Linked DNA regions of Mus musculus: region 1 is linked to region 2. A link is a loop called in an ENCODE intact Hi-C map of the cell type or tissue named here. Cell type or tissue: gastrocnemius. All regions are shown on one strand. Links, peaks and the distances in the headings refer to the core of each region. The heading gives the core; the rest is flanking DNA. Region 1 overlaps Dnm3 (dynamin 3). Region 2 has its middle 18 kb from the start of Myoc.

Region 1 (15,689 bases), core at 4,842-12,841, 150 kb before region 2:
AGAGAACACACAGTACAATGAAAATGATGACACACCCCGTCCCAAACAGGGATGTCTGTTAGATGCACATGCTATGAGCTCTTTGTGCGCCTCGTGGTTTAAGCTTAGTACTGAGGCCCCTTTTCTCAGCACGGGGGCTTCCACTAAACACACGATGTTTCCACAAGTCCTGTCTGTTCACCAGACAACTGGGAGTTTGTCTGGCAGCTTGGCAGACCTCATCCCAAGCTCTGCTAGCTTGTTTTAACCAGTTACTAGGCCTTGTTCCCCATCACTGGCACTGATCCTCTGTGCCCAGGAAGATGGAGACCTAAGTGAAGACAACACAGGCAGACCTCAATCTTTTCCTTCCACACTAAACGTGCCCTCCATTTGCTATCCACAGATCCAAAGCAGGAAAGCAAAGATCAAAGGCCTTCAGTGACAGGTTTTCATTATTTGTCTTGAATATTATATGAGAATATGCAATGTTCTCATATAATAAATAAAAAGAACTGATGTCCTTGCGATGAGGGACATGCAAATATTTGTGTAAGCGTTATTTTTAACCTATCATTTATTAAGGACTACTGTACTCTTACATTTTGGACTGAAAAGGCAATTAAAAGAGTGTGTATTATATGTTCTGCAGACTCTAAAAGCCACAACAATGCAGGAGTCCATGGCTTCATGTGTCATTGGCTTCTTTCACATACACAAGAACGCTGCTACATGAATCTGTCTTAAAACAGTGCATCCCTTTGATAGGACTCTATGAACCTGCAGTCTTGTGGACTACATTTAGTCCTACCTGAAGGCTTCCTGGAAGAGCACATAGCTGTTTGTTGAGAGGTAAGTAAAGTTAGCCACACAAAGGTGAGCACATTCTCTGAACTCTAGTTTAAGGGAGAGGATACCATGGTCAGTGGGAGGGAGGGAGTGTGGACAGGGAGGCAGATGGACAGAAAGAGAGGCAGATGGTGAATCCTGAAGGGAACAGGACATCACGCTGAGAAGATGCAGAATGGGGACTATGGAGAAGCTTGATACAACCTCTATGATGTTAGTCTTGACTGACAACTAGAGGAAATGTAGACTCAGCTGGAGACATGTCTCTGAGCATGTCTACGGTAGCATTTCCAGAAGTGAAAAGTCCTGCCTGCAAAATGGGTGGCACCTCCCACTGGGAAGCCCAGAAAGAGCAGTGACACCTGTTTGTCTCTGCTTCCTCCTAAGCAAGAATATTTGGGCCAGGCAGTGGTGGCACACGCCTTTAATCCAGCACTTGGGAGGCAGAGGCAGGCAGATTTCTGAGTTTGAGGCCATCTTGGTCTACAGAGTGAGTTCTAGGACAGCCAGGGCTGCACAGAGGAACCCTGTCTAAAAAAACAAAAAACAAACAAACAAACAAAAAGTATATCTGTGACTGCCATACTTTGTTAACAGACTCTAGCTTCCCTAACTGCCCAACATGGACTGAAGATCAATGGCTTTCCATAGAGCTCTGGGCCTTCAGTACTAGGTGGAGACTGAAGAAGCATCCAGCACCTAGGACTAAGCAGCTACTGGGTTTTTATCCCTCCATTGTGCAGAAAACCTATGGTGTAGCACCCAGCCCTGACTGTGATTGTGTAATGAAGCCAATCTAGTAGATCCTCTTTGATTATGTGTGTGTATGCACGCATGTGTGTTGCATGTAAATGTGGATCTATACACATATATTTGATTCACACACACATAAACACACACACAAACGCAAGCACATACACAAACATCCATACATTCTATTAGGTCTCTTCTTCTATAAAAAGCCCGTCTAATATAGCCTACATTTCAGAAAGACTAGTGAATTTTTTTTTTCTTAGAAAAGGAACAATCTCACATAGCTTTCAACAGTTTTTTTCTACGGCCCACATTTTCATTTCCTTGAACATCATAGTATGCTTTGAACTTTACCTTTTTCTCCTTCCCTGTCTCCTGCTCAAACTGAAGCTTCCCTGCACACCACACACACACACACACACACACACACACACACACACACACACACACTGCCACCTCACAGACAGCTCAACAACCTATGCCTTTCAGGCCCTGTGGATGAGCCATCCCTTCACTGAAGCCCTGAATTGCATCCCATCACACTCTGTTCTTTCTGCTACCCTCCCCTCTTGTATTTATATCTTCCCCTTCTGGATCATTCCCACAATCAAACAAGAACCTCCAACCAAATACAGAACCCTCTACAAAATTCCATTGTTCCAAACAGCAGTTTGTAAGGATTTCATTTTCCATAGGTCTTTACCAACATGTATCATTCATAAAAAAAAAAAAAAAAAAAAAAAAAAACCACATGGTTGGTTGATACTGAATGCTTATAAAGTCTACAGTGGAAAAGAAGCTTGATGTGCCAAATCACACTCTTGTTTTGCAATAACTAAATCTATTGCTTCTAACTGCAGGCATGAAGTTATTAAAATTATGTACAACCACAATTCTGTTTTCTCAGGCACGTTAACTACAGTGGCACCTCAGGGTCCACAGCTGCTGCAATCCTCAATGACCTAGTGTGCCCTTTCTAGAATGTAAATCAGATTATGTCATTGTCCTGATTAAAACCCTCCCTTTTGCACCTTATCACGGTGCTCTGGATAAACCCTAACCCTATCTGGGCTCCAATAAAGCCTACTAACTCCCTTCTGCCACCTTTCCCTGCCATGTTTCTCCCACCTCTCTGGCTTCAGTCATGGTGAGTTAAGTTTCACCAACACTCAGTTCTGAGACACTGCAGAAGTTTGCCACATGGAACCTCCTTCTCATGGAACCAGTTGTCACTCCTCAGTCTTCTTGTGGCTGAGTCCTTGTCCTCCAACTGAAGTGTCACCCAATTGTAGCTTTCCGGGAAAATCTCTATCTCCCTTCCTTTCACACTCTACTTTATCCCAGTCAGTGTTCTTGAGACATCTATGCCAGTTCTTAGTGCCCAGTTACTTGATAACTTGAGGTCTCTGTTAGATAGAAAACACCCAGATTTTAAACACATACACACACACACACACACACACACACACACACACACACACGTCCCTGTTTTCTTATTGGAGTCTTTCTCATGCTTAAGACAGGAACTGAAGCTCAGAGAATGCCCAAATGACCAAATCATGCATTGCAAAGAAGTCAAGTGTCATAAAACATGAAACCTCTTTATGCTGCTTGTTGGTTAATTCCATCAGTATTTATTTAGAAGTTACCAGGCACTGGAAACGAAGATAAACAAATATGAGAGATTCTACCCTTAAGGAATTTACAGTTTAGTAGTAGAAGCAATAAACATAATTTGATGCAATATGGTAAGTATAATGTTAAAGAAGCACAGAGAGAATTCCAGGTGTCCAGGAGACAGACAAAGTACCCAGACAGTGTGTGAGAGGCCCCTGAGGCTTCCTAGAGAAAAGAAGATTTGAGTTAAGTAGAGGAGGAATTGGCCAGGACCCTTATGTTATTCCTATAAAGAGGTCCTCCACATGAATAAAAGCAATGGAGCTGGTGAGTGTGCTCAGGGTGTAACTGTTCAAGAATACCAGCAGATAACCATGAAGGGACTGAGCTACTTGAGGCCTTATATGATACGCCAAGAGACTCGATATCTAAATACAGTAGTGTCACTTGATTTGAGTGTCTTACTGTGTCACGTAGCTTTTCACCACTATGAACAAAATGTCCAATACAAATCAATGTCGTGGAGGATAGGTTTGCCTTGGCTCACATTTCCAAAGTTTCTGTCCATGGTCACTTGGCCCCATTGCTTTGGGGACCTGTGTCAAGGCAACATATCCTAGCAAAAGAAAAAAAAAACTGTTCATCTCATGATGACCAGGAAACAAAACAAAACAAAACAAAAAATAGATAGCCTGTGGCAGTTTGAATGAGAGTACCTCCCAGTGTTGGCTAGTTTTTATGTCAACTTGACCTGAGCTATAGTCATCTGAGAGGAGAGAACCTCAATCAAGAAAATGCATCCATAGGATTGGGTTGTAGGTGAGCCTGTAGGGCATTTTCTTAATTGGTGATTGATGTGAGAGGGCCCAGACCATTGTGGGTGGTGCCATCCATGGGCTGGTGGTCCTGGGTTCTGTAAGAAAGCAGGCTGAGCATGCCAGGGGAACAAGCCAGTAAACAGCACTCCTACATGGCCTCTTTAGCTCCTGCCTCCAGGTTCCTGCCCTGCCTTGGCTTCTGTGATGGTTTGTATATTCTTGGGCGTGGGAGTGGCTATTAGGAGGGGTGGCCTTGTTGGAGTAGGTTGTCACTGTGGGTGTGGGCTTTAATACCCTCTTCCTGGCTTCCTGGAAGTCAGAGTTCTGTTAGCAGCCTTCAGATGAAGATATAGAACTCTCATCCTGCCTGGATGCTGCCATATTCCCACCTTGATGATACTGGACTGAGTCTTTGAACCTGTAAGCCAGCCCCAATTAAATGTTGTCCTTATAAGAGTTGCCTTGGTCATGATGTCTATTCACAGTAGTAAAACCCTAAGACAGGTTCTCTCAACAGACTGTGATTCAAGATATGTAAGACAAACCAACCCTTTCCTATCTAAGCTGCTTTTGGTCATGGTATTTCAACACAGCGACATTAGCCATAACTAAGATGCCACCCCCATAGGCTCATATGTTTGAATAATTGATCCCTAGTTGGTGGAACTATTTGGGAAGGATTAGGAGGTATGGCCTTGTTGTGTCACAGGATCGAGAGCTGAGACTTCATAAGCGTCCCCCATTCCCATGCACTCTGACGACTGCTTTCAATTCAAGGTGTAAGCTTTCAATTGTTCCTGCTGCTGTGCCTTCCCTGTATCATCATGGACTCTAACCTTCTAGAGCCATGAACCCAGTTACATGCTGTCTTTTCTAGAGTGCCTTGTTCATGCTGTTTTATGACAGCCACATAAAAGTAACTAAGACATACCCCACCCAAGGTTTGCCACCAGTGACTCAGCTTCTTCTATAAGGCCTCACATCCTAAAGGTTCCGCCTCCCAATAGTGCCCAGGCTTTAACACCACCAAGACTTGAATACACAGGCCACCATAGGACACTCCAGATACAAACTATGGTACATTTCAATCGTGTATGACTGTGTGGAGGCTAGATTGGAGGATTACACATAGCGAAGTCATTATCAGTCCATAACTATAGTTCAGAAGGTCATTGATGTCACTTTGACTCAGTCAATAGGTACTCATAATTAGGCACAGACACATTTGGAAATCAGGTTACTATAGATGATCAGTGGCCCTAACAGGGGCCATTTTGGTGTGAAAATTGGGAGGAAAAGATATATTGTCTTGCCTATCCACAGCTGTAGAAATCATGAGAATTACAGAAATGGTGGTTAGCAGCTCTCATAACTGGCTGTTTACCAGGGGCACTTCCAAAGAGAGCTCTGGAAAAATACAGCTTGCTCCGGCTTGTTCCAGAGCCGGTACACCAGGCTCCATGGGGGGAGCCCAGGAACCTTTAATTGATAAGATCCTTGGTTAAATCTTACACACACACACACACACACACACACACACACACACATATATATACTGGCCTTGGGGGAGGGAGTCCTGGAATGGACTTTCCCCTGTCAATCAAATCGGTGTGGATGCTGTAATGGGGGGGGGGGGTGTAAAGCTAAGCCAACAACTGAAGCAGGAAGAGGCTAAAACAGTACACTCCGAGGTATGTCTGTATCATCCCAAAAAAGGAGAGGGAAGTTCAGGCCAGAGAAGGGATGACTCTATAGAACACAGACTAAGGGCTTTAGTTTGTCAAGAGCAAGGGTTCATGAGCCAATTTTCTTGTGAAAAAACCAGAGCTCTTCCTGAAAGCCAGGATCCCGGCTCTCAGTACCAATCCATCTAAGTCGCTTCACCAGTTTAACTAGCGAGAACTCAAAAAGAATTAAGTAGCTGCATTAGTCTGCTCAGGGTTCCGTAACAAAGCGCCGCAGGCACAGTAGCGCAAACAACACTAATTTATTTCTTGACTATTGTGGAGGCTAGAAATCTAAGAGCAAGGTCAAGGCACTCTTCCTGGCTTATTGACGACTGCTTTCTTCTGGACCTTGTCTTCCTGGGCCCACAGAAGCAAAGGGAGTCTCTGATGCCTCACCTTTTAAGGCAGTGGTTCTCAACATGTGGGTAGAGATCCCTTGGGCGAGGTCATCTAAGACCATCTGCATAGCAGATATTTTCATTATGATTCATAACAGTAGTAAAATTACTTATGAGTAGCAACAAAATAATTTTATGGTCGGAGATCAACACAACATGAACAACTTTATTAAAAGCTCATGGCATTAGGAAGGCTGAGAATCACCATCTTAGGGTCACTAATCCTTTTAGCACAAGACCCCACGTGTATGACCTCTTAACTACTTCCTTGCGGACCAGTCTCCAACACAGTCACATTGCAGATTCTGATGTCTGTATGAGTTCTAGCGGGTTCAAACAGCCAGTCTATCACCGTACCTAAAATAATAGTATCCAAGATACAAAATTCTGTGTAGAATGCTAACAAAAGGTCTTCAGTCCACCTCAGTGTCCCAGAACTGATATTGAGCTAACACATGGAAACAGTCAACTGCTGAACACTGTGAGCAACGAGTAGGGGAGGATTGTTGGAGATCACAATCAATACAGCCAGGGTGGTCAGATGGGGAGCTTCATGGATGACCCTGGATCTGGAATGGAGTCAAATATTTATTTATCTTTTACTACTGGGATCAACCTCAGGCATGCTAAGCAAATGACTCAACACTGAGCTATAGACCCAGGCATGTTCTTTCTCTTCTTTTATTTCTTTTCTTTTCTCTTCTCTTCTTTCTTTCTTTGTTTAATTTTGAGACAGGAAAAGCCTTGACTCACTATATAAACCAAGCTGACCCGACTTTGTAATCCCTAGTCTGCTATTTCCAGAATTGCTGGGATTATTAATTGGACTGTGCCACAGGGCCCAGGTGCAGTGAGAGACTCAATTAGTTGGAAGCAGAGGGAGGATGCATCCCTTCCTTCAGCACAGATACTTATCTAAATAAATTACACCAACTGCAGGGCCCAGTCAACGTTTAAAATTATTTGGGGTTCCTGTCTCTGAGCTTTCCTCGTTAATCATAGGCTATCCCTGAAATGATCTTTTTTCTATTTCTATTAAAGAAAGAAAGTTACAAGCTCACACCTCCATCACCATTATATTGGTCAATTTTCAGCAGTGCCCCTGGTACATCTTTCATCTGTGCAGGATACAGTGTGTGGTCATCTTAATCTCCCTAAAACCTGGCCCCATTGCACCCCCCCCCAAGTATTCATAGGTCTCACTGTTTCTTGGGTTAAGGACTGGTTTCTTAACCAAAAATGGGACCCAGTTCATTCTGCCAGGTATCTCCCACCATTCCCATCCAGGCTGGATGGAGAGGTCTCTGTTCCATAAAAGCATTCTCACCTGGTGCCACTGGCCCCATCTTGATTTATCAGATTCATACTCTTTGATATGCATCTTAAATCACAGCCCTTCTCATGAAATCTTTCTTAGATCCTATAGAAGTGACAAGGATATAAAGATTTGTTCGTTACGGCTCAGAGTTTGGGAGTACAGTCCATCACCACCAGGAAGGTGTGAGAGCAAGAGCATGGGCAGTTGACCAGGCTGTGTCTGCAGCAAGGAAACAGAGAGAGATGGATGCCTGCATCCCCCTCACCTCCTTGTTTTCATCTAGTGTGAACTCCATAGAATAGTGCCTTGCTGCCCTTCTCAGCTAAGCATCTCTGGAGACAAACGCTGAGGGATGCCTAGAAGCACGTCTCTTCGGTGGTTCTCAATCCTATCAAGTCGATAATGAAGATTCCATCACATTTGTTTACCCAAATAATAGCAGTTGCCATGCGTATCAGAGTCTACTGGGTACCAACTTTCTGTACACCCATACAGCCTCCCCCCATTCTGAAATACAGTGAGTGGACTTTCAAAACACGACTCTTAAAGAAGGCACTCAGCTGCCAAACTAACCCATCCACTACCAGCTTTTAAGCAGAACTCGCCATTGTATTTGTCAGCTACCTACAACCAAGTGTATTAAAATCTCTCTGCCCTCAAAATTAAATTTCACATAATGTGAATATAAACTCCAGGCTGGAGAAAGAGCTCAGCCAGGAAAGTGCTTGCCAGACAAGCATAAGAACCTGAGTTTAGACGTAAACAGTGTTAGGGAGGTGGAGACTGCAAGACCCCTGAATCTCATTGGCTATCCAGTCACATCAGTGAGCTCTAGGTTCTGAGAGAGACCCTCACTCAAAAATTAAGAAGGAAAGCAATTAAGAAAGACACTCAAGGGCTGGAGAGATGGCTTGGCGATTAGGAGCACTGACTGCTGCTCTTCCAGAGGTCCTGGGTTCAATTCCCAGCAACCACATGGTGGCTCACAACCACCACCTGTAATGGGATCTGATGCCCTCTTCCGGTGTGCCTGGAGAGAGTGACGGTGTACTCACGTATGTAAAATGAATTTTAAAGGATGCTGGACACTGGACTTTGGTCTTCCCACATGTGCGCACACATACATGTGTGAACATACAAGGAAAACATGAGCCTAGAAGCAATCTGGCAGTCACAAAGGTAAATGATAGATCTTAAGAAGTCTCAGTGGACAAAGGGCAATTTTTATTACGTATTCATTTAGAATGGCTGAATTTTATTACAGACATATTCTACTTTTTCACCACACTAAAATGATCTCTGTTTTAATTAGTCTTCATAGGACAGTGTTGTGTAATGGGAAGTGTGTCTACTATAAGGAAAAGATAAATTCATCCATTTAAATGCAGAATGGCCAAGGGTCTAGAGGAGAGTTAGCTTTAAAGTGCTGCAGACATATTCAACAGCTTTAAGAAGAACAAGAGTACAGGCTAACGCTGCCTGGCCTATGTTTACAAATATCTGCCATTGCTACCTAAAATGTAATGGGTGTCTATTTAAGGCTATCATAACCAGCTACTTAGACACCGTGGCCCACTAATAGGTTGTAACCTTTGTGGCTAAGACAGGATCTGGAGTTATCTAGGAGACAAGCCTTCAGGTACATCTATGAGGGAATCATCTTGATGGCTTTAACTGTGGTGGGAAGACCCACCCTAGAAGAAAACAGCTCCCTGGACTTGTGTACTGGGCTGCATAAAAACCAAAAGACTAGCCAAGCTGTAGTTACAATGTGACCAGCTTTCAAAAGCTCCCGTTGCCATGGCTTCTCTGCCATGATGGATCAAGCTGTGAGCGCAAACAAGCCCCCTTTTCTCTGGTAGGTTGCCTTTGTCAGGATGTGATATCACAGCAGTGGAAAACCAACCGCTACTCATCACATAATTTGAAGAGCTCAGATCTAGTTCCATGCTCCCCTCACTCACTCACAAACATTTTTTTTTTGTAAACGGAGAGTCTATTTCAGCTTAGATAAATGGCTTGTAAAGGATCATGTAGCTAAAACAATCATTTAATTCCTGCTGTTCGCCAGCATCACATTACAAAAAATAACAGGTATACAGGAAGCTGTAAATAATTGGGAAAATCGACAGGAAACCAATCACATAGTGCGAACTCTGCAGAGACCTAGGCACAAGGACACTGGAGGCAAGTCCCGAGGAAGACAGGGCAGCAGTGGATGTCGCCAACATGCTACCTCACCTTACACATACCCGGGAAGGACCTGCCACCATGATAAACCAAACCCACAAACACACTCCTAATTCTCATAGTAGACAGACTTCTAGCATTCTCTCTCTCTCTCTCTCTCTCTCTCTCTCTCTCTCTCTCTCTCTCTGTGTGTGTGTGTGTGTGTGTGTGTGTGTGTGTGTGTGTGTGTATTTGTGTTCTGTGTGTATGTGTGTGTGAGAGAGAGACAGAGACAGAGAGACAGAGAGACAGAGCTAACATTTCCAAACAAAAGTACACCCTAAAAATGATGTGGGTCATATAATAGAATCAAATGTGTCCCTTAAACCTATTCCCTGGCCAGCAAGATGGCGCATTGGGCAAAGGAGCCTGCTATCAACCCGTAAAGCCTGAGGCCCATCTCTGGGAACCACATGGTGGGAAAAGAAAACCAACTGCACAAGTTGTCCTCTGACCTAGGTGGCGTGAGCACCAACATACCTACGTGTGCATGCACACACAAAATAAAGAACGTTTAAGGTGATTAAAAACAAAAACAAAAACCTATTCTCTAGAATGGCTAAGAATGCCTGCAAAATTCATTGTACTATTTCTGTTTCTATTGCATTCATCGTCTCTAGGACTTACCTTGAGACTCCTTGTGCGTCACTTGATTTCTTCTTCAACTTAATACTTTTCATTTATAAATTAAATTAGCAAAATATGCTTTACTACTCTCTCAGGGAACATAAAAAGATTAATGAATTAATAAACAAAAAGGCTCTTTGAAACTGCTGGAAGGGAGAAGTAATCTAAATTCAGTTTCTCTGTATCTATTGAGAGAAAATGGTTGCACTGTAATACTGCTGCATGTGAATAACCGTCTCTCTCAGGGAGTCAAATGTGCACAAGTTAGCCGATCTTTTTAAAAGTGCACTTTAATACAACTGTAATTTTGTAACACACACACACCCCAAATATGAAGTAAATGTGTAAGCTAAAGCCCAAAGAGGTTTATATACTGTGAAAGTCAGAGATGGGATGCCCACTCAGTCAGCCAAGCACAAGCCTGATCACCGTAATGGGATGACTCCTTTTCAAGAGCTGCTCTCTGAGGGTCTCTAAAGGAAAACCACCAACCATAAGAAAGATTGGTCATTGTGCTGGATGGTTTTAGGTGAACTTAAACAAAAGCTAAAGTTATCTGAGAGGGGGAAAAAAAAAACCTCAATTAAGGAAAATCCTCTGTAAGATTAGGCTGTAGGCAAGCCTGAAGAGCATTTAAAAAAAAAAAAAAAAAAAAAACTAGTGGTGGCTGAGGGCGGGCTCTGCTCATTGTAGGTAGTGCTATCTCTATAAGAAAACAGGCTAAGCAAGCAATGGGGAGCAAGACAGTAAGCAGCACCTCTCCAAGGCCTCTTCATCAGCTCCTGCCTCCAGGTTCCTCCCATGTTTGAGTTTTCCTGCCCTGACTTCCTTTGATGATGAACAGTACTGTGGAGGTAATAAGCCAAATAAACCCTTTCTTCTCCAGGCATGGTGCTTTGCTGAAGCAATGGTAACCCTAACTAGGATAGGCACCTATCAACTTACTTATTTAAGTATATCTATCTTTTTTGTCTATTCCAGGCCACAGAAACACAGTAGAAAAAGGGATACTTCAGAAACCCTATTTCTAATATACCTAAATATGCAACTCATAGCTCCATCATTTCCTTAAGGCAGAGACATGACATGCTGTCGTAAGGAATCAGCGATGGACCCATTCAGGACCTGGAAATAGAGATCTTTGCTCAACATAAAAGACTTAAAACAATATTGATGTTTGTTTAAAACTGACAATTCAAATAACTTATATAATGATATTGATGGTCCTTAATGCCTCTCAGTTCACTTGAAGACTGCAAAGACAATAAAAGCAAGACTATGAACCAGGCAAACTGAAGGATGTCATTGGCTACACAATTGCATTTGGTTTTAACCTAGAAACACAACCCTTTCTTTAAGGAGTGTCATTTGGGGCCTTATTGTTTCTTTATATGCAATTTTTCAGAAGCATGCCTTGATTTGAGAAAAGTCAGTGACTATGACAGGCTCAGCTTTCTAGCTGATGCCCACCTCAACAATACCTCTAGTGTGTCACTCTAGTGTGTCACTCTAGTGTGTCACTTGGACCTTCTGAATCTCATACTTTACTCAGGGGGTTACCATCTCAGAAAATTATCTGGTCTAAATCTGAGAGGAACTCCCTTCCCAGTCTCCACCTACCATCCTGTATGGGTGGGGGGTGGGGGACAACAGTGTACTGTTGGTGCAAGAAGAATAATTCAGGGAAGTGTCAAGAAGGTCTGCTCCAATACCAGTACCACTAAGGGGTGGGAAAAGGAGCAGGCAGGCTGTGTGGGGGTGAGGGGGGGGGCTCTCAAAAACAATAAGAGGAGGGAGAGCAGACAATGAAACCAAACCCAAGGCCAGGAGTTCCGAACATCAAGTTCCAAAGCCAGCTCTCTGACTTTTCCTGACCTTGGACAAATCTCTTGGGTTCTCTGTATCTAACGCCAAGAAATGAGTGTAAATTAAACCAGAGGGAGGTTTCTTTCATCAATCTTGTTTGATGCCAAAGTTCTTGCTTCTGGTAAAGGAAGAAAAGTTAGACTTTTCACAGCCATAGATGTGCAAAGTGCCATTAGCATACTATTTATAAACACTCTCATTTGTTGAAAATGGTTTCTGAAAAAATACACTTTTTTAACTTTATATATTAAGACACGGTCTCACTCTGTACTTAAGGTTAATCTGGAACTTCATATGAAGGCTAGGCTGGCCCCAAATTTGCACAAAGATCCACCTGCCTCTGACTCTGGAGTGCTGGGATTAAAGGCCACCACACCCAGCAATATACACTATTTAAAGTCAACCTCTTCTCTTTCCTCTTATACTGTCTGAACAAGACAATGTTTTTAGTTTTGCCTATAGAAAATTTTCTCTCACATTTTTGGATCCAATTTATTTCCAAATTTTAACTAAGTGCTTCATATTGAAATAAGAAAATAGAATATAGAATTCCTCTTCAGAATTAGTGCCTCTGAAGTGTGGTGTGTGTGTGTGTGTGTGTGTGTGTGTGTGTGTGTGTGTGTGTGTGTGCACAAGTGTGTGCTTGTGCATGTGACTCCCATCAACCCTCAGTCATATTTTTAATCTCTCCAGTATCTTTTTTCCTCTTCCCCTCTTCAATGTACAGTATCTCTTTGTGATTAAAAAGACAGTCTAAATTCAATAGCTTGTTGTCAAGCTGGACACTGAGACGCAGATCACCACCTCCCTGCCTTGACATTGATACTTTGGTACATGTGGCCTTGAGCGTAAGTGACACTGAAACCCATACATTGTCTGCTTTCCATGCTTTCCACTTAAATCCTAGATCGATTTCAGAGCTGCAGCCTGGGGAGGGCCGCTTTATTTCAAAAAGCAATATGCTGTAAATTTTTATCCCAGCTAATTGACAGTGTATTTAACAGCCTTTTTCTTATATATCCATTTGAAAATTATGGTCTCATACTTTATTCTGTCAGTTTTCTTATTTTAATTACTAATTACTAATGAGAGGGCTCATGTGCCATGGTACTGTGTGACAGTCAGAGAGCAGATTTATGTAGATTCTATGGATAGCCAGGCCATTAAGCTGACAGAGCACACCCCTTTCCCTGCTGAGGCATCTGGTGAGCTTGAGCTTGGCAGTTCTCTCTGTGTGCATACCTCATACACACACATATACACACACATGCACACACACACATATATATATGTACATATTAATACATATATATCCATACACACACACACATATATATACTTCTGGGTGTTTTATATATCCCACACACATACACACACAGACATCAGTTTCTGGATGTCTTATATGCCCACTAATCTTAGCATTAGCATTCAATAGATGTTCATTAATGTTACTTCTGTATTTCTCAAGGATTCCAGTAAGAGTCTTGTCCAAGGTTATGTCAAGGTTTGGCTGCTTACTAGCCATGCTATCTAAACAAATAACCTTCCTCTCTGTCTCTGAGTTTTATCCCCATTGGCATTTGAATGTGAAAACCATAAGAACTGAGAAATATGGGGACTCTGTCAAAGAGTGCAGGCCTACATACTCAGTAAGGCCTAAACAAATGTTGGTCTGCCCTTCCCTTTAAAAATATTGAAACATGTGTAGTATTCATAATCATTTGTGGTTTTTACAGCAATGTTGATAACATGAGACCCTGAAAAGTAGACTTAGATGGGGAAATGGAAGAACTCTGTCCATATAGAATATTAAATATTTAAAGTTTTAATATAGAATATTAAATTTGATTGCTCTATACAGTACATTAGCTTTCAGCTCTCTTAATTTGTCCCTGGTCGGAGAGGGAAAAGTCTCCTTTTCTTGACTGCCTTTGGTCCTCTTAAAAGTAAACGAGACCATCATGATAAGTAAAACCTCATGATTTAACTAGCCACAGCAAAAGGTGAGGTCTACAGAAAGTCTCATGCTGCTCTGTTGTGGGTAGGGTTTGTCTGAGAAGCTTGGATTCCATCAGCAGGGCTAAGGAAATGGAGAACTTTTATGAGACCTTGGGAAGGATGATTGAGATCATTGGCATCTTTGATCTCTGGAGTAATTGATGCACATCTGTGGGACTTGGATAAATTCCCAAGACGGTTGTTATACGAGAACATCCCCCTCCCCCTTGTCTCTCATGCTTCCCACTTAGCCATGAGACCTGTACCTCTTTCCCCCACACTCCCACCATAAAGCCTTCACCAGAACCATACAACGCTGTTGAGGCTCCAGCCTCTAAAAACTTTGAACTAAATAAACCTCATCTCTTTATAAAATTACCCAGTCTCCACCATTTTTGCTATAACAATGGAAAGCATACTAATACATAAATCAAATATTATATCTAATTGATAGAAAGCCCAATACCCTATTTTCTAGTGTGCCTGATACTGTTTCCATTCCTCTGAGATTATGGAAGACTTCCTGCCCAACATTTTTAGTTGTGGTATAGTGGTGATGGTTTATGGTTGGTAGGACAAGTGTTGCAGATGCATGCCTAGGAAGGCAAGATGTCTGGTGTCTTCTCCTATTGCTCTCCATCTTATTTTTCGAGATGGCATCTCTCACTAAACCTGATGCTTGTTGTTCTGACTAGCTTGGCTGGCTAGCAAGTTCCTGGGATCCATCTGTTTCTGGGGTTGCAGTCACCTAAGGCCATACCTAATACCATACAGTGGGAGCTTGCATAGCAAGCATTCTTAATCATTGAACCATCTTCTCAATCCCTCGGCATCATTCTTTGTGACATTAAGAACTTTTTTTTTAACATTGGTTAATTATAAGTAAAACCAAAACAAAGATATTCTGTTGAAACTCGGTCACTGAGCCATATCTTTTTTGGACATTACTGGTATTTAAATAAAGGATGTTGGTTGTGGTGAATAAATCTTACTGGCTATGATCCTGTGATAACCTTAAAAGGCATTATATAATGCTGATTCAGCACAAATGCCTTCATAATTTCAGGTTCCACCAACTCATTAGATAAAAAACAGTTCACATTTTTCATATTTTACTGAATAAGTTCCTTAGAGATTTCTAAGCATAATTTTCAATAGTTAACCCACTTTAATTGTTAGCAACCATTAACCTAATAACTATAATCTTAAAAGCCATTTCTGTTTTGAAAATCCAATAACTTACATGCTTTGATATTTTAACAAAATCCTTCTCCTCAATGGTTTAGTAAGTTTTAATCTTGATCACAATTAGAGGACTCTTACTTTGAAGCATGTTCATGAAATCCATCAAGAAGTTGAGTTCATTAGTCCTTGAGCTGAATAAACTTTAGGTTTAATTCTCTGATCATAGCCAACAACATCACCAAATGACTCAGTTCCCCTCAAACACGATAGCCAACATCTTCATAAGCCTTATACATAATGTTTCACACTGAAATAAACTCCCATA
Region 2 (15,689 bases), core at 3,580-11,579:
TGATCAGAGCATCACTCAACCCCATCAGAGAAGCTGCTTCTTGCAATAGATGAAAACTAACGCAGAGACCCACAGCTGGATAGAGAGCAAGAGACTGGGACACTCAGTCCTAAATGGCATTTACTAAATGGGTTTACTAAACCCCTCCCCTCAGGGCTCAGGAGCCTAGGTGGAAAAGGAGGCAGAAAGATTGTCAAAGCAAGAGGTGCTGCAGGGAAACAGTTTCTTCCCAACACAACAGGGCTGATGCACACATGAACACATAGAGACCGAGTCACCATATACAAAACCTGCACAAAATCCAAGCAGAGAAGGTACAAAGTTCCACCCCTAACCATGAAGCTATTTGCAGCTGATATCTGGTGGGAGAGGGAAAGTGAGTTTTCTCCAATGGAATGTCATTGAGTATATCAACCACCCTCCGTGCAGGGAACATGCTCAATAGTAGTCAGCCAACACAAAGTAGACTTCATGTTTTACTGTATTCTTTTTGTTGTTCTTATTATGGTTTGATCTTAGTCTATTTGGTTCAGGGTTTGTTTTGTTTGTTGGATGTCATTTGGGGTTTTGTTTTTTGTTTTTTTGCTTGTTTGTTTTTAGACAAAACATGAATTGGGTAGAATCTTAGGGGATTTATGGAAGAGAGGAAAGAATATGGTCAAAATATATAAAAGTTTTTTAGAAATAATTTTTACAGTAAGTTAAAAAAGAATTTGGACAAGTCAGAGCCATTCCATCTCATTTTTGCCAGTTTTGACATGGGTGTATATACACATATATATTTATTTATTTACTGGGTGCTCATAAACAGGCTTGGCTTCCACCCAAGAAAGGAGTCTATGCCTTTGCATTTGGGGCCATGGTGTTTCAGACTCCTGTTTGTAAACCATTGCTCATTGTATAATCTTGGACAAAGGCTAACTCCCCTCATCTGTAAAGTATTATGAGAATATTAATATTTAGTGATGACTATGTTGTGGAAGCTTAGGGAGGTGATCCTGGTAGTGTCTGCATGGCTCCTGGCACAGGGATATGCCTAGTAAATACCGGCGACTGTTATTGCTATATCTGCCTACTGGCTCCTTTCTCCTAGTGTATAAACACATTAAAAATTTTTCCATCTTAAAAAATGTAATAGCCTGGAATTAGAGAGACAGCTCAGTGGTTAGGAGTACTTGCTGTACTCCCTACAGGATCTGAGTTCATTTCCCAGTCATTGTGTGTGTCTCCTCTCTCTCCTCTCTCATGTGTGTGTATGTGTGTGTGTGTGTGTGTGTGTGTGTGTGTGTGTGTGTATGTATGTGTATACATCCTTCTCAACTCCCCTTCCCATACCCTAAATAAACCCGTAATATGGCTGGTACCTCAGAGGGAAGGGATGTCTCAGCATGGGCCCACCAAGGCACCCCTCCCACCTCACCATACCATGTTCTACAAAACATACCCTGCTCTTTTTATAAAATACAACATTTGGTGCCATGACTCAGATTTAGAAACTTGCAGGTTCACATTTCCCAAGACTCAGATTTATGAACTCAGCACAGGTTCGTATTTCCCCCTGCCACGTGGACTTTCCAGCCATTGGATCGCTAGAACTCTCCATCCAAAAGCCGGCGAACTAATATGTTTCCTATATCCACAGTCTTGTTTTAGGACCTCTACACTTGAGTGAGCTCAGTCAGTCTCCTCGAGATGGTTTCAAAGACAGTTTCTCTCTCTGTTTCTCTCTCACACTGCTGGAATATCCTAGGCCCAGGTAAACCGAAATTCTCTCTTGGACTCTGGCCCCACAGCTTAGGTGCTGGTCCACAGCTCATCTACTATTTCGTGAAGACCTTGTAAATCTCGCCTGGCTGCTCGTTATTAGCTATGACTTATGCTTGGGATGCAGAAAGTGATGATAGTAATAGCCTCTACTCTCACCTTCTTCTGTACCCCCAGGCACCCCGCTGGGATGCCTCTGTCACTCAAAGTGAATGCCTTCACCCTACTACTGAGATGCCTTCCAGTTTTAAAGGCTTCCTAATTCACAGGCTAAATTTGGCCCCAATAGATAATTACTCTAAATGGCCACTTATCGAATCTTTAAAAACAAAATAAAACAAAAGACAAGAAACTTTCAGACCTAAGCTGGAAAGATTTCTATGTAGGCTTTTCCCCTCACCTTTGCTCCCAACCCCCTTTTTCCTTCCCTCCCCACCCTGCTTGCTCCCTACCCTTTGACTTTTAACTGCACTCTCCAGACCTTGTTTTGGACTTAATTTGCTCTGTCACTGAATTCTCGGGCTCCTGCAGTCCCCCTCCCACCCCACCCCCCTGTTTGCTTCAGCAGGCAGTCTTAAAGTTTTACTTCTTGGGAAAATTTTATCTCTAATCTCTGATTTCCTTCCATTCTGATCCTTACCAGTTCTAAGATAGGTATGCCAGGAGAAGGGGTCACGCAACAGAGGCTGACTGTGGTGAGACCTACTGTCCACCAGACAAAATGTGTCCATTTGTTTCTGCTGATATATAGCAACCTTCTGCTGATCCATTCTAAGGTATAACACCTGACTTTCCTCCACAGGAGGTGCTGTCACTTCAGTGCCATCTTAGCTAAGGGTGGTCACATGGCTGTCTATAGCTTCAGCACCATCTTGGTTAAAGGCAAGCTCGTGACTATCTGCCATCTTTGTTATGGGCAGATAAGGTTTTTTTCATAAGCTATCACTTCAGTGCCATCTTAGCTAAGGGCAGTCACATGGCTGACTGTAGCTTCTTTACCATCTTGGTTAAAGGCAGTCTCATGACTATCCACCATCTTTGTTATGGGCAGCTCCCACCTCACTGCCTTCTTTCTATCAAACAATCTGACTTAAGGTCTCCAAAGACACTTTTAAGATAAGGTTTTCATATAATTTCTATCCTGGCTTGGTAAATAATTTTAATATTAATTTAAAGATTTAAAACAATAAAAATGTTAAAGATCACTATCTTAAAGATATTTTTAGCCTTATTTTTACTATCATTAGGTTATAATATACCCTCTTTATTTGCTAGATACAATCTAGGACAAGTAATTAAAAACAAGCACAGATTGTTTAACTCAGATATGCTTAAATTTAAGCTTATTATGACAGACAGAGACTCCCAAATGCTCACAGTTTTGCTCCTAACGTCTCTAAGAATATATGGGCACAGCAACAAGACACTGAAAGAACCTAGTGGGGAAACCCCCACTCTGTTCCCGATTCAGCATGCACCCAAGAATCACGAACAGAACAGAACGCCTTGATGTAAAAACACGAGGTAGTTTAATAGCAGAGCTCCAGGTCAAAACGTATCTCACACAGGAGACAGTGGATTCGACCACGAGGCTTGGAAGCTAGGGGTTTTTATAGAAAAGGGTCTGGGGATGGGGGAGGAATTGGCACGGTTTCACATGATTGGTCCATTTAAACATCAGCAGACTGTACATGCAGATAACATTTAACTTAGGTCAGAAGGGCGGGAGATAGGGAGGCGCCGGGCCAGTCGGACTTGTCATTCTCTTTATCTTTATGGCCAAGCAGCCTCAGGAATGTCTTAACTATGGGCCTTCCCGGGGATGTCCTAGCCTGTTCTGCTATGTTCTCAGCCCCAGGTTTCAAAGCTCACAAACAACTCTTTGGGCTATTTGACATAAATTACATGAATCACAGGTCTCAAGTTTTATATTCTTTCAACACTACCTGGATTGTGGTATGATAACCACAGAGAAACACCACTGCATTGCCTTGCCTGCTGCCAGGGCTTGGCCTAAATTGTGGACAGAGGATACCCAGAGAGTTAAATGTCCCATATTGCCTATGACAAGGTGAGTCATTTCTCCCATATTCTTACTCCACAGGAAAAAGCTTTTCATTTTCTGGGCCTGACAGCTAGGCTGACTCTATCCAAGTTGTGATGGAGAGAACAGGGACTGTTTAGATAGTGGACTATAAACTAACTTCTGTAATTTTAATTAATATATGACATCTAGATTATAATTTATTCTTCACAGATTTCTGTTTATATTGACAGCTAAGCTAACTATAGCTTGACGGCTAGAGAAGATACCTCTAGCTCCTTATCCCAAGGTAATACATCACCTTATTAGCTCAATAGTCAATTTATTAACTAGCTAAGACTGCCAGATCTCTTATAAAAAAGACAGACAGGTTTGCCTTACTCACAGGCTTCACGATAAAGGATACACAAATTCAGATGTAACCTTTCACAGATGTAACTGTCTGCTACTTCCTTATCTAAACTCACTTTCCAGTGACTAAATGCTTCAGACTTTCTCCTCTTATTGTACCACTGTCCTAATAGTAACCAAAATAGTTCTTATAAATTAGCCTAGCTTTAATAAAACATTCCACTATATGATCCACGTTTTATAATCACAAGTTCAAATTTTAAGTTTCCATTAGTTATCTTTTAACCACAGACTTAAGGTGTTCTCCTGCTAAACTATGTGATCAATTATCATATTTACAAGTTCATCAGATTTTCAAGTTTCCTGTTTTTTATTGTATACATTTTAATTGTATACTTCAAAATGCTTCTCACTATGCTAAATTTGTATATATTCAGTCTCCTAGACAAAAAAAAAAAAAGAGTCCTTCTTGTTCCTTCTGCTCCACAAAAGGTTTTTGTCTTTCCTAAGCTCACCTTAAAGACTGTTCATGCTGTTACCAACTTCATCTCTCTTATAAACCTATAAACTCCAAGAAATGCACTTAGATCTACCAAACAGACTCCCTCTGGATAAGTGCACCTGCCAATCAATAGCCTAAGTCTCTACCTGATGTGAGGGTGGAATTCCTCTCCTGTTCCCTGGGATTGGGACTCCCCACACCCCAACCACCAAGACCTAAAGGTTTCAAATGTACACCTAAGAAAAACATATATGTCTGTTTTTTCAGCATCTTGCCAAGTCCAGGTGTTTACTCAAAATCTGCATCCAGGACAGCTCCAGAGAAGCAACCCACAGATGTTCTAGCCTACTCTTACAGACACGTCTTCTGAACCTGCTCCTTATACTCACAGGTAGTTCCACAGACCCTGGACAGCAAGAAAACAGCCAACTCTCCTAAGACTGAACCAACATCCCCATCCCTATCTCTATTTTCTTAGGTTTACACATCACCCCAAAGTCAGCAGGAAGTAGTTAAAGATCACAGCAACCCTATTCCCGCTTGACCATTACCTCTTTCTAGTTTCTCCTTTTTAAATCAAACCAAAATGGAGGAATGTTGGCATTCCTTCTAGACTCTGCCCAACAGTTACCTGGTAATAGCCAGGTGGGCCTGGCTTGCTATATAAGGGGCTGCTTGGTCCCTTGCTCTCTCTTTGACTCCTTTTGCTCTCCCTAATCCCTTTTTCCCTCCCTCCCCTTCCCCTCCTTCCTCTCTCCCCACATGTTCCTGCCCAGTCTTGTCTCTTTTCTCTTTCTCCTCTTTCTTTCTCTTTCTCTTTCTCTTTCTCTTTCTCTTTCTCTTTCTCTTTCTCCTCTCTCCTCTCTCCTCTCTCCTCTCTCCTCTCTCCTCTCTCCTCTCTCCTCTCTCCTCTCCCCTCTCCCCTCTCCTCTCTCTCCTCTCTCTCCTCTCTCCTCTCTCTCCTCTCCTCTCCTCTCCTCTCCTCTCCTCTCATCTCCTCTCCTTCTCTGGGCCCTCTCTTTCTCCTTTCTCTGCCTCTATTCCCTTTTAAACTCCCCTTTCCATGACCCTAAATGAAGTCTATTCTATACTAGACCCATCGTATGGCTGGTACCTCAGGGGGAAGAAATGCCTCAGTATGGGCCTGCTGAGGCCCCCCTCCCACCGCACCATATTGCACCTCTACCAAAAATATCCCTAGCTTTTATAAAACACAGCACACATGGCATATATTCACACAAAAACATACATATGTACAAATAATTTTTAATGTAGTAGGGACCTTGAGTTTGGAATAACTCAAATCTGTATTGCTGGCCCTGTCACTTATATTTGGCTTCAAAATAAATGATCTCTTATGCCTTTTTAAAAATGTAGTAGTCCTGTAGTAATTACTTCTATTTACAGCCCTTCTTTTTCATTTTCTTCACTCATATCTATCACTTTGTCACATATACTAAGTGGAGCATGATGCTCAAGGATGCATTATCGACCACCTGACTGCACCCCAAGCTGAGAACTATGGACGAGACCAGTACATGGTGCAGAAGAAGGAGGACAAACATGGGCCAAAGGCCTCCACTAACAGTTTCCTAATTATGTAACTTGGGACAATTCTTGTTATTTCTGCATCTCAGCTTCATCACCAAAACACTGGAGGTAAAAATCTCTGCCTTGCAAGGGCACTGTGAAGTCAAAACAGATAAGGAGCAGAGAACCATGCTGTGGGCAATGTACAGAAGAGCAGAGAAATATCTGTCACAACATATAAGGATCACAGTGGCTTGCAACTTAGTTGAGAGATAAGGCAAGTATAGGAAAGACTGAAGAATTTGAGAGCCATTTGTCACCATCTCAAGGACATAGAAGGAAGGTCTGTGCTAAGCCAAAACCATTCTGAGTTGAAATCTACAGAGTATTTAGAGAGCCTAGGGTCAAGGGTGGTGCAGGACATCTTTTATCCTTGCCCCAAGCTGCCCCCAGGCAACATTAGACTCCCCCAAAGGCTTCTCGTATGTCCTCTTTTCCTGGGTTCTTTTAGCAGAGTAGGTTGAGCTGGAAGATGAAGAAAGAAGCCGTGGCACTGAAGACAGCAAATGGCCATCAGCTGAGCCATAGAAGCAGTGGAGAGAAAAGTAGATCTAGCTTTGACAGCTGCAGAAGACGGACATCTGTGGGAACTGCCGGTGGCCTCAATAACGGCAGAGATAGAGCTGTACACCCAGCAGCGGAACAGAGCAATGGAGAAGCAACAGCAACAGGCAGCAGGGCCAATGGAAATCACTATAAGAAGGCTTCAGCGACCCAGGGATTGAAAAAGCTGCTGCAGCTGCCACCACTTTACCAGCCAAGACACCATAGAGCATGGAACTATAATGCCAGCTGCTATCAAGAGATGGAAAGTTCCAATTTCCTAAGAACACTCCTCACCCCCAAGACATAGGATCTCTGACCCCAGAGCTACACAACACAGCCTGCTGTTCCCATCTGTCTGTTGCTACCATTTGTGTTGTCTAACACCATAGATCCTGAACTGAAGGGCCTCTTACTGCACTGCACGATTTCTATCCAGGAACCAAAAAAGGCCCCAGTCATTTCATTGGAAAGGGTGTAGGTAGGATACTTTGAAGGAGGAGTAGGTTTGGAAATAACTAAGTAGAGCTGTTGGAAACGAGTAGTGATCAGAAAAATAAATGATTTGGGCAGCACCATCCTGGTACTTACAAAGCTAGGATTTCAGGGCAAATAGGAATTCCAACCTGGAAATTAAATGTGGAGGCTGTAGGTAATGACAGAAGAATCGACAATATATTTCTATCTACTGTTAAATTTCAAAACTTAGCTGGGGCTGGAGGGATGGCTCAGAGATCAAGAGCTCTGACCGCTCTTCCAAAGGTCCTGAGTTCAATTACCAGCAACCACATGGTGGCTCAGAACCATCTGTAATAAGATCTGGTGCCCTCTTGTGGCCTGCGGGTGCACAAGCAGGCAGAACACTGTACACATAATAAATCTTAAAAAACAAAACAAAAAACAAACAAACAAAACCTTAGCTAATTAAAACAACTAGTTCCTGTAGATTCTAGAATGGCTTATATTAGATGGCTCTGGCTCTGGCTTGGGGTCTCTCATGAGGTTACAGTCAGGGTAGCTGGATTGCAGGACTCACGTCCAAGCTCAATGATGATGGTATATTGTTGCCTTATTGCTAGACAGGTCCCTCCATGCATGACGTACCAAACAAGAGGAGAAAAGCCTGAGGCTAGATGAAGAAGCCTCAGCCTCTTGCATCCCCATCACAGGGTGACACACCATCACTCCTGCCAGTGATGTCTGTCGTGCAACAGCCCTGGTGTGTTGTGGGAGGTAACTTAACAGTGGGCACAGGTATTGGAAGCAGGGTGGCATGGGATCTTTAAGGGCTATCTCAGAGGCTGATGACCAAAAGTGAATTCCCCAAGTAATCTTAGGATATCATGAGAAATGCGTGGATTTGCAAAGAGCATGGGACACACATCAATACAGACCAGAAGGAAAGACGATCTGAACTAAGTCAGAGAAACAACTAAAGATTCAGCAACACCAGTATTGCTGCAACAAGAGTGTGACAGAATTCCGGAAGTGGAGAGCCAACTGCCATATACAACAACAACAACAACAACAACAACAACAAAACTACTTAATTTGAACTGTACTATGTTGTTGGAGTCTGACTTTGTTTTTAGCAGATTTACCTTTTAACTTCAGGCCTGCTGTTGCAGGTATTAAAATCATCCGAGTTCTCTGGCACAGGCTAGATGCACAGTAAAGTAGCTAGGAGGTTGGATTTATTAGGAGCTGGCTGGCCCTGAGTCTTATCCACAGATAACCCACAGTGTGTGTAATTCCCAGGAGGATGCCTCAGAGCCAGTGACATAAAGACATCAGATTTTCCACATCTGATGTTTTCTGCTTTTGCACAAGCCAAAAAAGCCACAAAGAAGATAGTTTTTTTCTGTTAAGGCAATTTCCCCCCGCTGAGAATTAGATGTAACCTCCCAGAACTAGACTTTTAAAGAACAAGCTGTTCTCGCTTAAAGCCAGACTTTGAATGTGTGCACCTGCCTCCCTTGGAGGCCTCTCATCCCCTGACTTTGCTAGTGGAAGGTCACAATTTGTGTTCAAAAACAAAATATGTTATAATGCTTAATTAAAACTACTTTGCCAAAACCTGTTATGTCTCATGGCTGTGGGGGAGAGGTTTTGTATTCTCTGCAGAATTAAATAGCCAAGAGAGGAAATGAATTGGTGAACACACCAGAGAAGTGATGTGTCTTCCTTTACCATACGTGTCATGCTGAGCTGCTGCTGTCTCTGGAAGGTTTAAGTCACTCAGACAGCTCAAGCTGTGAATTGCTTGTTCCCATTTTAACTTTAATACACACCAACATGTCTTTGAAACTCTGAAACTGAATTTCTTTATGACTAATATGGAGAGAGCCACAGGTCACCTGATATTATGGATGATCAAGTGTGTGTGTGTGAAGCCAGTAATGTTTACAAAGGCACAAATAAATAGTGGGTAGTTTATCAGAAAGCCTAGGATCTTGTACATGCTAGACAGTCTTTCCCTCACTACGCTGAAAGACCCCGAGAGGAGCCCCTCAAACCTCGGGATAATAGCCTACCTCCAAGAACTCACGAGAGACCAAGCTTGATGCAAACCACATGAGGCTTTATTCAGGGAAAGCCAGAGCTCTGGGGACGACTCATATCCCACACAGGGGTAGAGGAGTCAACCTCGAAGGGTCCCAGTTTTTATAGGTCCTCAGGGGGGAAAGGAAAAGGGGGGAGTAGGGGGGTTCCAGATCTAAACAATGTAAAATGATTGATTTCTCAAGAAATGGGTATGGGAGGGAAACAAGGAAAGAGTCTAATGCAGGTGTAGTAACTCCGGATTGGCCCCAGCTGTGGTTGCTGGGGAGATTTTCTGACTCTATCTTAGCAACCAATATCACAAACACCTGGCAGTGAGGTGCAGCAGTGGGCACACACATGGGTTCAAGGAGTGGCCAGAGCATTGTGCACCTCTATTTTTCTAAATCAGTGAAGCTACTTCTGCTAACAATGAAATCTATTTTGCCAATTTCAGGGCTTCTGTGACCTTTTACATTCTGTCAGGATCTTTCAAAGCTACAACCTCAAACAGGAGCAATTCTCAACTCTTGCTACCCATCCCACAGCATTTGGGAAGTGAATTCTGGGCCTTTTCTCATCCTGTTTGCCAGTGCAAGTGAGGTAGGAAAGGAAGGACCCTGATCCTTCCCGAAGCTCTAGTGGTGACATCTGACCTTCACAAGAACTTTCCGAGGCATATTAGATCTGGAGAAACTGAGGCATGGCCAGTCGACCAGTACTTTTAGTGACAGAGAGTGTGCAGAGGATGTGGAGACATCTGAGTATCTTTTCTAATTAATATGCTGGCCCCAAATAAAGAGAAATAAAAAGGGAAAATGGAAGAACCAAATAGAAGTCTACAATACTAAAAAAGAAATTAAAATAAATTATTTAATATTTGCTTTAAACAACTTCATATTAATTATCTGTATGATAATTAGATTACTATCAATCTTTCAATATTAACTAAAACAAATTTTAAAGGTGTATGTCAGCAGATATGGTGATGTATACCTGTTATCCCAGGTATATGTCAGCAGATATGGTGATGTATACCTGTTATCCCAGGTATATGTCAGCAGATATGGTGATGTATACCTGTTATCCCAGGTACATGTCAGCAGATATGGTGGTATATATCTGTAATCCCAGGGCTTGAATAGGCAAGGCAGTGAGGAGCTCAAGGCCATTCTCATTTACAAAGTGAGTTCAAGGCCAGAACGAACTTTGTGAGAGAGATCTTCTCTTCAAGGGAGCAGAAAAAGGAATAATTTAGTCTAGCATGAACATGCAGCTGTAATTTTACCACTCGGGAGCCCAACAAACTAAGTCTCCAAGCAGAGAAGCGCAATACGTTAAATATTTATAACCTTATAATCAGTATAAATTTAATATTGATCCAAGCTAACATTTAAACTGTTTATATATCGTGTTGGTGAGGTGGAAGAGGAGGGAAGTGGCAGCTTATTGGGAGTGGGGAATCCATGAGGAGACACACACTAACCACTCATTCTAACCACTGCATGAACTACGTCACTTAATTTCCTGCTCTGGGAGATATTGTCAGTGCTATCCATCTCTCGTCTGCTCGTGTTGTAACCCCCGAATTACTGATACTAGAGAGACTTCAGTGTTGTGTACAGTTTGCCTGCTGCCCCCCACCCCCTGCCAGAAGTTCCCTTTGTCCCTCCAGCCTGTGGCAAGCACGATATGCAGACAGCTGGTTTCTGTGCTGCATCCTCCTGCCTGGGGCCCCCTCCCCCTCCCCTAGTGTTAGAATGGCACTATCTATAAAACTCCCCTTTAATGAGGACATTCTGAAGAGACAGCTAGAGACATCCTCTCCACCTTTGTGTCTCCAAAAACCAACCCTCCTCCTGATAAGCAGCAGAACTCTCCATTTGTCTGTCCTTGAGACCTTAGAGAAATAACAAGCTCAAGGAAGGCTAGGGCCTCACGTTTAAGTCATGGAGAAAAGATAATCAGAGGTCAGGTCACAGACAGTTATGACAGCCATAAAATTAGTCCCTGAACAGACACCCATTAACCCCCTCCTGCTTCAGTACCTTTCCACCAAATGCTTACAGCCCTCTGCTCCCCTTTTTTTAACTATACTGTATACAAGCCCAGTGTTTTCTGAACTCAGGGTCACTTGCCAGCATTCATGTGGTGAGTTCAAACTTGAAACAATAAAAGACTCTTTTGCAAGTTGCAGCAGACTTCCCAATTCTTGGGCTCGTCTGGGTTTCCCGTGGACTCAGGGCACAACACTCGTAAGTCTCAAAATTAAAGCAGCTTAATACAATTCTTATAAAAATATGTATAAGTAAGAGACCACTGAACTAGATAAAACCATATTTTATCTATCCACGAACCTCTGCAAAAGCCAAAGGCTTTGTTGAATTTTTTTACACATTCATTTTACTCTGCAGCTCTACCTGGCTTCCCATGTGTAGCTCCCTAATGCATGCACATGGGCTTTCTCACACTCTTCAGTCCCTTCTACTGCGTATCAGCATTTAGTTAGCATTCGGAGGGAAAATTAGGAAAGGGGATAACACTTGAAAAGTAAATAAAGAAAATATCTAATAATAATAGTAATAATAATAATAAAAAGTCAAGACAGGCTCTGAGTCCATACCAAAGAGAGAAAGTACTCGATTGGTAACGTATAAACTTCCAACACATGGTGAATCATTATAAAACGTCAGAGTACTTCTCAGAGCCTTATTGAATAGCTGTGAGATGGAATAGCGGTTAATATCCACTGACTAAGAAAACACATGAGGCATAGGGACAGATAACCCACTCAATCACAACAGCTTTTCCTGATGGTTCCTTTCCTCCCTTTGCCCCCATGCAACGTCTTTTTCTAATAGCAAAGGGTGTATTTATTTGTTCCTTTTTAAACGCAAACCATGAGAAGTATTTCATCATAGAAAATTGTAAAAGGAAGTACAGTTCCAGAAAAAAAAAAAAAATCAAATGTCTTCTACCCGTGGCTGCTCTCTGACCAGCACATGCAGTTTTTCTTTTACCCGCTGTGTGGCTGAGAAGGGAGCAAAAATCGCCAGCAAGTTGTCTCTGTCTTCTCTATCTCCTTCCACCTCACATCTGTCACCAAGAACCTTGGCAACGATAGTCAGTCACAGAGGAGCACAAGCGTTGGCTGAATGCCACATATACCCCTACTTCCGCTTTTGGGTGAGAAATGCCAGCTCACAAAGAAGAAGAGACTGGTTAAGAGCACTGAACTAGAGTTAGTGAATGCCTCCTGACAAATCTACATCTCTCTCTCCCCCTCCCCCCCTCCCCTCCCCCTCTCCCTCTCTCTCTTTAAGGCACTGTCTTTCCACCTGTGGATCACAACCCCTTTGAAGGTCGAATATCAGATAACTTACATATCAGGTATTTACATTACAGTTCAATTCATAACACTAGCAAAAGTACAGATATGAAGTAGCAACGAAATAACGTGAGGAACTGTATTAAAGGGTCACAGCATTGGGAAGGTTGAGAACCGCTGTCCTAAGGGAATCCTTGCTTCTCCATCCATCATCTGTTCTATTTCTAGTCCTCAGACTCCTCTACACAGCATAACTTGCTGGGTCTGGGTTAAGTGTCAGCCCAGGGTAGCAGCTTAGCCTATAGGACAACCTCCAACGAGTGTGGCCACTTGACGGCATCTGCTTGGCTGCTGAGTGAGATGCTTCTTGAAAAAGATGGTTTGGGAGACAGAGAGTGTTAGTAAGCAGACTGAACTAGGCTCACATCACAAGGGACTGGAATGAAACTGGAGCCAGCAGCCATGTGCTGGGAAAGCACAGAAGAGGCTCAGCACAGAGAATACACAAACATGAGTGAGGTACCAGACAGGCAGGCCTAAGAGGGAAGGGACAGGAAGATGAGTGGGACTGGAGTACACAATGTTGACCTCACTAAAAAGGTTTCAAAAATCGTTTTAAAAAGAATGAAGAGAGCCAGGTGGTGGTGGTGCACGCCTTTAATCCCAGCACTTGGGAGGCAGAGGCAGGCAGATTTCTGAGTTCAAGACCAGCCTGGTCTACAAAGTGAGTTCCAGGACAGCCAGGGCTACACAGAGAAACCCTGTCTCAAAAACAAACAAACAAACAAACAACAAACAAGAATGAAGAGAAGAAGGCGTTCCCTTATTTTTAATTTCAGTAGATAGATGGATAGATAGATAGATAGATAGAGCGAACAGTCAATGGAGAGGAAAACACACAGAGAAAAGATATTTTCAAGTTAAGAATTAAGTATCCATTCTTTAGGAAGAGGCTTCTATGCTAATTTGAAGAGAAGATGAGAAACCATAAAAAAAACCCTAATGTGATCATGTCCCAAAGTGATCACTTTTTCTTATTTGTTTATATGCATGGATGTTTTTGCCTGCATCATGTATATTTGTACACCACATACACGCTGTACTGGTGGAGGCCAGAAGAAGGCATCAGATCCCCTGGGAATGACGTTACAGACATTTGTGAACATTCATGTGGGTGCTGGGAATTATATCTGGGTCTTCTGGAATGCACCTAACTGATGAGCCCTCTCTCCAGCCCCCGAATTGCCGTTTTAAAACCCACATGACAATCTCAATGTGATGGTGCATAACTTTAATTCCAGCACTTGGGAGGCAGAGGCAAGCATAGCTCTGTAAGCTCGGAGACCAGTTTGTTCTACACAGAGAGTTTCCAGGCACTCAAGAGCTATATAGTAAAACTTTGTCTCAAAACAAAACAACACAACCTCCCAAACAACAAATAAAAACTAACTAGCAAGCAAAATAACACCAAAAGGGAGGCTACAGACAGGGCTGAGCAGTACTTGTTACTTAAGATTACCTGCCACTCTTACAGAAGACCCAGGTTCGATTCTCAGCACCCACATGGTGGCTCATAACCTCCTGTAACTTCAGTTCCTTTGGATCCAGCTCTCTCTTCTGGTTTCAATAAGGACCAGACATGCACATGGTGTACACACATATATATATGCAAACATTTACCCAATCACATAAAATAAATACACATTAAACAAATTAAATCTTTTCCTTTATAGATTTCATTATTAGATATTTTCTTTTGTTGTTGTTGTTCCGGAAGTGTTTATTTAGATACAGAAAGGACCGTAAGCATCAGCAGCAGCAAATGAATCCCTCCTAACAAAACCACGGGGAAGCCCAACTACCACTGTAATCTCTTCACTCGTGAAGGTTTATCCATCCATCACTTCAGCAGGAGGAGACACACAGAACCCACAGGACTGTCTTCAGATGGGAAGGCTGTGCAGGGCATTCCCAGTTCCCAGTCCTACCTGTCTTTACACAAATTCCTCATCACTAGTCCATACTTGGGGGGGTGGGGGGAGGAGGGAGGGAGGGAGGGAGGACCCAATCACAACTGGTCCAGGGAAGGAACAGGTTTTAGGATGGGTACCCAAGCTACAGATCTGATGAGAGTAACCCCATAATACGCCTTTAAGCTCACGGAGAACTGAACTCCTAACCCTTAATATCAGTGGCCTGGAACCATCCTCCCAAGACAGAAGAGCCTGCCTCAGGAGTCTGCTGTCCTTGGTTGGCATGGTTGAGCCAGGACTTTGCTTTACCCTGCCCTTGGCAAATGGCCACGTGCAGGGCTAGCGATTGAGAGTAGCTTATAAGCATTGGCCAGCTGCCATGAGGCCTGAGCCCAAAACATGCTGAAGAAGTTATTATGGATGCAGGCACAGTGATGAGCTGTGGCAGTCCCAGGTCTGTAGGCTGAAGCAGGAGAGTGGCTTAAGCCCACAAATATGAGGCCAACCTGGGCAACAGGTGAGACCTTATCTAAGGAGTGGTGCTTATATGTGTTCCAAGAGAGGTAAAGAACCAGGCTGTCTGCCTCCCCCAAGGCCTGCCCCAGAATCCACAGTGCAGTCTTCGTTGTCCATCAAACAGCAAGAGGAGGGTGCCCACCAAGTAGTGGCTGAAACCGGTCTCACACCACAAACTTGTTTGCTAAGTTGTTGCTCTTGGCAGCAGTGTCTGCATGGGCCTGGTACCCAAGGATGGTCTTCGTAGGGATGCCCAGGCGCTCTTTGTATATTTGCCCGATCTGCATCACTCCGGCTTTGTCCTCTGCTTCATTCGTCCACAGGGCAATCTTGTCCCTCTTCGTGCAGATGTTCACGACAGCACCGCTGTATTCCTCAAAACAGTTCCCGACCAGACACACCAACGTCTCCAGCCACAGACGGTCCAGTTCGAAGTGGCGCAGTTGTTTGTCAATGCTGAGCAGCCAGCGGCTACCCCACTTGTTTCTGTTGTCTTCCCACATGGGCAGGATGCCTTCCTTGAATAGGGCATAGTCA

The links. Peaks named below come from ENCODE experiments on the same cell type or tissue, not always from the same donor. Only the 100,000 strongest peaks of a DNase experiment are listed, where the experiment ranks them.
Region 1: a loop joins it to region 2, with 6 times the contacts of the local background. A loop is called at or near these places in 2 of 42 quality-filtered maps.

Annotation. Positions count from the first base shown.
Region 1 is chr1:162,457,926-162,473,614 of GRCm38, forward strand. The region is part of intron 1 of Dnm3 (dynamin 3); the gene reads right to left. Among named protein-coding and RNA genes, the nearest start is that of Gm31985, 11 kb to the right of the region's middle. In gastrocnemius, for the core only: no CTCF peak of the experiment used is centred there; no DNase peak of the experiment used is centred there; H3K27ac peaks cover 473 bases.
Region 2 is chr1:162,613,041-162,628,729 of GRCm38, forward strand. It overlaps the pseudogene Gm5705. Among named protein-coding and RNA genes, the nearest start is that of Myoc, 18 kb to the right of the region's middle. In gastrocnemius, for the core only: a CTCF peak has its summit at 7,632 (motif pointing left); no DNase peak of the experiment used is centred there; H3K27ac peaks cover 1,264 bases.